Regions from separate parts of the Homo sapiens genome. Here region 1 is linked to region 2. Evidence: chromatin contacts called from ENCODE Hi-C or POLR2A ChIA-PET data. All regions are on one chromosome and are shown on one strand. Each heading gives the region's core, a stretch centred on a gene start or an enhancer-like site at or near the end of the contact. The rest is flanking DNA. Distances are from core to core; before and after follow the strand shown. Region 1 overlaps ANO1 (anoctamin 1). Region 2 overlaps ANO1 (anoctamin 1).

Region 1 (3,692 bases), core at 214-2,713, 60 kb after region 2:
GCCAGCCGTGGTCATGTTACAAATGACCCTGCCCTCGTCCAGCCCAACAGCTTGAAGGCAGCGCCTCCTGTGGCCACCTAGCCCCGAGTCCTGGTACTGGAGCCCAGGTTGGCAGCTGTGCACTGAGGGCCTCACCAGAGCGTCTCATCACTGGCCAGTCCTGGTACCATCCCCCTCCTGCTGATACAGAAACTAAAGCCAGAAGGCTGCACTTCTCCTCCAGTGCCAGCCAGAGGTGGTGGCTGTGGTCACCATGTAGTCACTGGCATATGCCTGCAGAAGCTGGTGCCAGTCAGGCTGTCTGCTCCAAGATCCATGCCATTCTGTAGGAACTTGGAGAGACAGAGGCGGGGGGCTGTCTTTGTTTTCTGGGTTGAGTGAGGGGCCAAGGGCCCCCTGACCAAGTCATGGAAGAAGTGGGAAGATCCAGTGTCCCCTCATGCTCTTAGGTACAGTAAGAGGGACGCTGGCCGACATAAAGAAGTCCAGAGGAGGGTGGCCTCAGTGGTGGGGCCTGCTCATCCCCCTTACCTGGAGAAGGGGACCCCCTCGGTGGGGGCTGGGGGCTGGGGGCTGTTGTGCTCTCGGTGACTTGGTGGGAGGGCACCCGGCCTCGTGCTGAGGGGATGTGTCCCCTCTGGCCAGGTGCCAGGCTAGGGGGTTGGGAGATAACCGGAGCCTCCCCATCCCTCACCCAGGGGAGGCTAGCCTGAGGTTCAGCCACTCCCACTGCAGAAGCAGCAGCATTGTCGCAGAAGGGCCAGTGCGGGGCCGGGAAGGAGGTGGCCGTCTAGGGCTGGTCTGGTGGCCCCACGATGCCATCAGAGTCACTGGCTTCTCTGACCTTCTGCTAGCCTGTCCTAGGAGTGGGTCCCCTCTTGGTCACAACATGGCTGCTGCACCTCCAGCATCACTTCCACTCTCCAGGCTGGAAGAAGGGGAAGGGTGGGGGAAGAGATGGGCCAGGGGTGGCAGCCCCTGTCTGAAGGTGCTTTCGCAGAAGACCCACCACACCTCTGCTTGCATCTCATTGGTCAGAACTGTTTCACGTGGCCACCTCCTCTGCAGGGAGGCTCAGGAATGAGCACACACTGCCATCTCAGCAAGGCGGGATGGTAGAGGAAAGACAGAGGATATTGGATAGGGAAGTAGCCGGCTCTTTTCCCAGCCTTGACGTACTGGTAAACCCCTGTCACAAGGGCTTCATAGGGTTGAAGAGGACACAGCTTTGTCTTCAACTTGGGAGTTTCATTCAGCGAACAAACGTTGGTTGAGCACCTAGGATGTGCCCCACACGCCCCTGGTCCTGGGGATGCGGGGGAGATGGACCAGGGAGACTGGAAGGGAGCCTGCTGCAGGGCGTGCCTGTTGTGGGCCCGACTGCCCCATGGCAGGGCAGGGGACGCGCCCGCTGGGGTGGAGGGCCTCCCTCGCTGAGTCACCCACAGGCCTGGCGCTCCAGCTGCACCTCCGCATGCTGGCACGGGGACAGACATCCTGGAGGCCTCTTGGCAGGACCGAGGGGTTTTCCAAGGAAAGCCCTTGTTCCCCGGAGCTGGCCAGGGAGTGGTCCCCACGCCTCGCAGCAGGGCTTCTCCTTAGTCAGGGTGTGGTGAGGGCTGCAGGCATTTTCCTGGGCAGGGTGCAGTCACCATGTGTCACTGGCAGATGCCTGCAGAAGCCGGTGGTAACGGCCCAGAACATGAAATAAGAGCTTTTCTAGGTTTCTGAAAGCTGCAGACACCCTCTGGGGCAAACAGACCCATCCCAGGCTGCAACTGGGAGACACACAGGGCAGCCCCAGGCCTCCTGGGCCTGCCTGTCCTGGGAGCCACCTGTGACTGTGCCAGCAGGGACCGGACCTGCCCTCTGCACCCTTGCATGGGAGCAAATATGCGATTTCCTGGAACACGGGGACACAGGGTGACAAGACAGCCTGTGTCCTGCGGGTGGTTTCACGCCTGGGTGAGGAGCCTGGCTTTGCTGTGTGCTTCTCCTGCCCAGCCCTCGGTCCATCCATCCTCAATGAGGGCTCAGAATGGGGCATCCACACCCCTGGGCAGGGCGGGGCAGGGCAGGGTGAGGGAGCCCAGACAGACAGACAGACAGAGGTGTGTGGAACAATCTTGTCATTGTAGCCAACTCCCACCACGGTTTCTCAGGCAACCACCAACCCAAGTTTTATGGAATGTTCTGGTCCCACGGTATGTTTGGCAAGAGGAGGGGCTCACTCTGGTGGGAGAGCTAGAAGGGTGCTGCTGGCTGGGAGAAGGGACCCAAAGCATCTCCAGCCAGACCCAAAGCCCTGCCCCATCCCAGGCCACACCTGCCTCCTTTACCAGGGGAGTCCCTGGGAGGTGGCTGTGAGAGAGGCACACCTCAGCCCTGCACCACCTGAGGATGTCCCTGAGCTCACCATGGGTTGGGGGAGAAGCCCCATCCCGCAGTCAGTCTGCTCTGGGACAAGCCACTGGCATGGCGGCCATACTGTGTCCTGGGCTGTGCTTGGGGATGGTGCCTGGGCTCCGGGAAGATGGTAGCACAAAGATCTTGTGAACTGCAGGCTTGGGCAGACCGCCTGGTAAATCCCAGCTCCTGAGCTGGGTGACCTGGCCTGTCTACGTAACCTCTCTGAACCTCAGTGTCCTTGTCCATGGAACAGAAACTAGCCCCTCATCCATCTGTCTCTGGTGGGTTAATGCACAGAAAGCCCCTGGCATTTGGCAGGTGCCCAAGAAATGTCAGTGCTTGTTTTGAAGCAGAAGAGCGGGAAGGTTGGGGGACAGCTGGACTGAGGGAGCAGATGGGGCAGGCCCAGGAAGGTCCTGGGTGGGCCCCCAACCAAGAGTGCCCCTTTCCCCCCTGCAGATTGCAGTGACGTTTGCCATCGTCCTCGGCGTCATCATCTACAGAATCTCCATGGCCGCCGCCTTGGCCATGAACTCCTCCCCCTCCGTGCGGTCCAACATCCGGGTCACAGTCACAGCCACCGCAGTCATCATCAACCTAGTGGTCATCATCCTCCTGGACGAGGTGTATGGCTGCATAGCCCGATGGCTCACCAAGATCGGTGAGTGCCCATGTTCCAGGTACTGTGGCCTGGACTCAGGCAGCTGGAGTCGCCTGCCTCTTGCTGTGCATCCTTGAGTTTGTTGCTTAACTTCTCTGGGCCCCAGCTCCCTGGTTCTCAATGGGTATCCTGAGCACAGGCCATGGTGCGCCTATGAGAGCCGACTGAGTGACTGTGCCAGTGGCCAGCCAGAAGCTGGACCAGGCTGTTGGGGGCCATCCCAGCCACAGCCTCAGTATCATCCTACCCCTCCCTCTAGAGGTCCCAAAGACGGAGAAAAGCTTTGAGGAGAGGCTGATCTTCAAGGCTTTCCTGCTGAAGTTTGTGAATTCCTACACCCCCATCTTTTACGTGGCGTTCTTCAAAGGCCGGTAGGGACATCTTCAGCCTTTCCCCAACCTCGCTTCTCCCAGGTCCAGGAGAGGGCTCTCCCTCCCCACAGGTTGGGGGCACCTGGAGCCCAGGGCAGGGCAGACACCGTGGCACCCGCAGCCAAAGAGGGTCAGGGAGAAGGCCTGGGCCCTGCTGAGGCTCCAGAGCAGCGGGACCCTGGGCAGCAGGGAGTCCAGGTGGCAGGGAACCCAGGCAGTGGGGACCCCAGGCAGTGAGGACCGGGGAGTGA
Region 2 (4,016 bases), core at 180-2,679:
TTCGGGCCCAAACCCCACCAACGATGAGGCTCCTGGGCTTTCCCCTGCACCCAGTGGCCTGGACTGCTGTGCACAGCACACACCCATGGTTCCTGCCCGATATGGGAGGTGCCTGGCCTGCTGTGCACGGCACACACACCCCATGGTTCCTGCCTGACACGGGAGGTGCTGTCTGGGGAGGCCCCTCTCAGTAGCACTCTGACCTTCAGGCTTCAGCCCTCCAGCACCCCGACGCCATGATTGAGGGCCAGACATCCATAGTGAACAATGCCCTCCAGGGTATGAAGCGGCCTGTGAGGACCAGGGTAGGTGAGGAAAGAAGCTCACCCCCTAGGAAGCCAAGGGCAACCCGAAAACCACCCAGGTCTGATCTTTAGGGGTGCAAACCTTCAAATCTTCTAGCAATTTCGAGCCCACGCTCCAGCTGCAGGGAGTCCCATCCGTGGCCAAGACTGGATGATAGAAGCACACAGGGCCACCGCGTGGACTGAGGGTCTAGGCCCTCGGGCCACGGGGGCTGTAGCGGGGACCCTCAGCATCCCTGCCCACTGTGTATCCACCATGGGGACTCACTTCTCCTTTCTGTTTGTGATTTTCTTCTTTCTTCTGAAACGAAAATGTCAGAAGCAATTCCAGGAAGGTCAGAGTTCTTCTGGGCTGGGTTCAGAGGGAGGTTTCCGCCGGCATAGTTAGTCACTGCACTAAGGTCAGCATCTTCTGCCCCCTCTGGTTGGGGGCTGTCTGGGGGGCTGACTCTGTCCCCTTGCAGAGCCCCATGGTCTGGCCAGATGGGGCCTCACCACCCCCACGGCCGTGGCTCTCGACAAAGTAGGTTCATGAACCTCAAAGACCCCAGCTTGAGGGCCAAGAGTCGGGGCAGAATGCACTCCTCAGGGCGCTGGCTGGGGGCGAAGGGGACACGGCTGTCACTCCCAGTGTCTTCCTGCTGGGGACAGGCTGTGGTCAGCCCGGGCACCATGCTTTAAAACATCCCACATGTGTTTTTGCCGAACTGGTCTCATGACCCCTTTCCCGAATCTCACCAGATGTTTCCCTGGGAGAGACCCTGTTGCTCATGTAAACGGGGGTGCATGTTTTCCCAGGGAGGCCAGCAGCAGCCACCGGCTCCTTGACCACCGTGCAGAAATCCTCATGGACTCAGAGGAATATATTTTGGGTCTTTGCATGTGAGTGAGCAGAGCCCAGAAATAAATCTGTGTCTGCAACAAGAAAAGACAGGCTCTCCCACACGTGGGCTGTCTTTTCTCCTGACTCAGAGGTGCCCCATGAAGTCAGTGCTGTTCCTGTGGGTCACCAGGATGGAAGACCTCCACCTCTCCAGCCTCAGTGCCCTCCGTGGCTCCCCAGCACTGAGGAGGTGGCTTCAAGCTTCTTGGCCGAAGGAGTCTGTGCTTGCACAGGCAGGGGCTCAGCTGGACCAGGGCTGCCAAGAGCACCAGAGGCTCCCCTGCTGGGAAACAGGCCTTGTGATACCCAGTTTGCGATGAGGAAATGTAGGCTCAGAGAGATTAAGTCACTCTGTGGAAACCACACAGGGGCAGGGCAGGATTCCAGCCCAGGCCACGCCGTCCCAGGCCTCTAAGCACAGTGCCCACTCAATCTGCCCCTCGAGGGCCACAGAAGGATCTGGGCTCATCTTGCCGGAGCCCCTGGCACTGCCTCCTCCAGTTCACGCTGAGATCATCAGTTCTCAGAGGGAGCCCAAACCCACACCTTATGTCCTTCAGCCCTGGGCTCCCCTACAAGGGTCCCCACGCCGCACATTCTCCAGTCACCGTGCCTGGGGCAGCCTAGTCCTGCTGTCTCCCTGAAGCAGCTTCAGGCCCCCGCTCCTGGGTCCGTGCTCCTGCAAAGCTCCCCTAACCACTGGGACAGGCCCCTGCACAAAGCCCTGCAGGACCGCAACCTGCAGCTTCAGGGTGGGAGCAGAGGCTGAGCGGTGGCCCCCGATCCACATGCTCCTGGAGCCTGCGAACGTGGCCTTGTTTGGAAGAAGGGTCTTCGCAGAGGGAATGAAGTTAAACATCTCTGGATGAGATCATCCTGGATTTAAGGTGGGCCATAAATCCAATAGCAGAGAATGGCAGAGGGAAATTTGAGACCCAGCGAGGAGAGGAGGCCATGCCATCAAGGAGCCAGCAGCTGGAGCGATGTGGCCACAGCCAGGGGACGCCTGGAGCCCCCGGAAGCTGGGAGAGGCAGGAAGGATCCTCTCCTAGGGCCTTCGGAGGGAGCATGGCCCTGGAGACACTTTGACTGTGGACTTCAGGCCTCCAGAGCTGAAGGAGAATGAACACCCACTTTGGGGTCACGTGTTACAGAAGCTGCAGGAGGATCCCGCAATGGCCAGCATGGCACACGCCTCAGGGCCTCAGTTTCCCCAGCTGTGAAATGAGGATGATGACAGGACCTGCCTCACAGGCTTGCAGTGAGGATAAAATGAGTTGATATGCATGGAATGCACGCAGCAGGGACCGGCACGGAACTGACATTGAGTGGATGTCAGCCTCTGTCAACATTACTATTACTATTACTGTATTATTGCCCTTCGTTCGTTCATTCCATAAATATGTGCAAAGCGGCTGCTCTGAGCCTTCCGTGGGCAGCAGGGCAGCACAGAGGAGGCCTGAGCGGTGGTGCTGGGGAGAGGATGGCGTAGGGCAGGCCTCGTGGACGCAGCCGGGGGCCTCACCATCAGCATAAGCGACCACGGTGGGCTTCAGAAGGAGCGATGAGACAGGATTCACCCCATTGCCATTTGCTTTTCTATCGGATCAGGAAGAAGCATGGGATGAAGCTGGGGTGTCAAGGAGGGTCTCCCTTCCTCGGTGGTCACCTGAGGTGCTGGGGCCCCACCTTTAACTCTCTCTGCTGGACCTGGAAGCTTTGCCCAGGTCCCTGGGACCGTCGCGTTCACAGGCTTCCACCGAGGCTCTCGCTGGGTACATTGACTTGACCCACTTCAGATTTTGTTTTCTTAAAACTCATCCCCAAGTACACTTTGGGAGGCCGAGGCAGGCAGATCGCCTGAGGTCAGGAGTTCCAGACCAGCCTGGCCAACATGGTGAAACCCCGTCTCTACTAAAAATACAGAAATTAGCTAGGCGTGGTGGTGCATGCCTGTAATCCCAGCTACTCAGGAGGCTGAGGTAGGAGAATCGCTTGAACTCAGGAGGTGGAGGTTGCAGTGAGCTGAGAACACGCCACTGCATTCCAGCCTGGGAAACAAGAGTGAGACTCCATCTCAAAAAAGAACAAAAAAATGATTAAAAACCAAAAAAAAAAAAAAAAAAAAAACTCATCCCCAAGTGACTTTGGCTTCATTGCTTTTTGTCAACAAGCTACAATGAACCTATGTACTTGTGTCAGACACTCAAGGGGTCCAGAACCCAGGTCAGGCCCTGAGCCTGCACCTGGTCGCTCTGCACCCGGAGGGGATGGATGAGGTCCCGGCCGGCACTCGCTCTTCCTCCCGTCTGCCTTTTTGCCAAGACTTCCCATCCCTTCCTTTAAGGCTCAGAATTGTGGAAAGGAGACGTGGATGGGACCTCAGTCTGGAAGCCTCTGTCTGACCCCCAAGCCCCGGAGGACCAAGGCCCCCACTGCCTTTAGGCAGCTCTGGCTCAGGGAGACTCGGCACTGTTTCCCTTCTCGTTGCGTCAGCACCCTGGGCAGCTGGGTGGTCTCAGGGTGACAGGAAGGCCGACTGATGTGACATGTGTCTTTGATGGGGAAATACGTTGTGGCTGCAAAGATGCTGCTCATTTGCTAAAGGGACTCTATTAAACGCGAAATCCAGAGGGGAGAGGGAAAGCTAGAGACGCTGGGGCCATCTTTGCATCTGATCCCCGATTAAGAGTGGGGAGTCAGGGCAGTGCTGCCTGTGTTTGAGCACAGCTCCACCCTGCTAGCAGCAAGACTGTAGGCTGTGGTGACTTCATCTCCCCCAGCCTCAGTGTTCCCATCTGTAAAGGGGGCCTTTCTCATCAAGCTGG

Evidence for each region. A loop is a pair of places that touch in the nucleus more often than their neighbours do. ChIA-PET counts read pairs that join two places held with the same protein, here RNA polymerase II (POLR2A). Pooled maps may share reads with other maps.
Region 1: a loop to region 2 is called in a map of endothelial cell of hepatic sinusoid, with 4 times the contacts of the local background. The contact joins two enhancer-like sites. A Hi-C loop is called at or near these places in 1 of 168 maps with a recorded cell type or tissue (endothelial cell of hepatic sinusoid) and 1 of 50 pooled maps. POLR2A ChIA-PET finds 5 or more read pairs at or near these places in 4 of 52 experiments (H1, K562, Panc1 and 1 more).

Annotation. Positions count from the first base shown.
Region 1 is chr11:70,158,293-70,161,984 of GRCh38, forward strand. It overlaps ANO1 (anoctamin 1), which reads left to right. Exons shown (of 26, transcript NM_018043.7): 17 at 2,869-3,070; 18 at 3,330-3,441. Among named protein-coding and RNA genes, the nearest start is that of FADD, 43 kb to the right of the region's middle. Within about 2 kb of position 1,464, at least 7 of the 41 ENCODE cell types and tissues checked have a DNase peak (open chromatin) inside an H3K27ac peak, as active enhancers do.
Region 2 is chr11:70,098,290-70,102,305 of GRCh38, forward strand. The region is part of intron 2 of ANO1 (anoctamin 1); the gene reads left to right. Among named protein-coding and RNA genes, the nearest start is that of ANO1, 22 kb to the left of the region's middle. RefSeq lists an enhancer at 958-1,717. Within about 2 kb of position 1,430, at least 3 of the 41 ENCODE cell types and tissues checked have a DNase peak (open chromatin) inside an H3K27ac peak, as active enhancers do.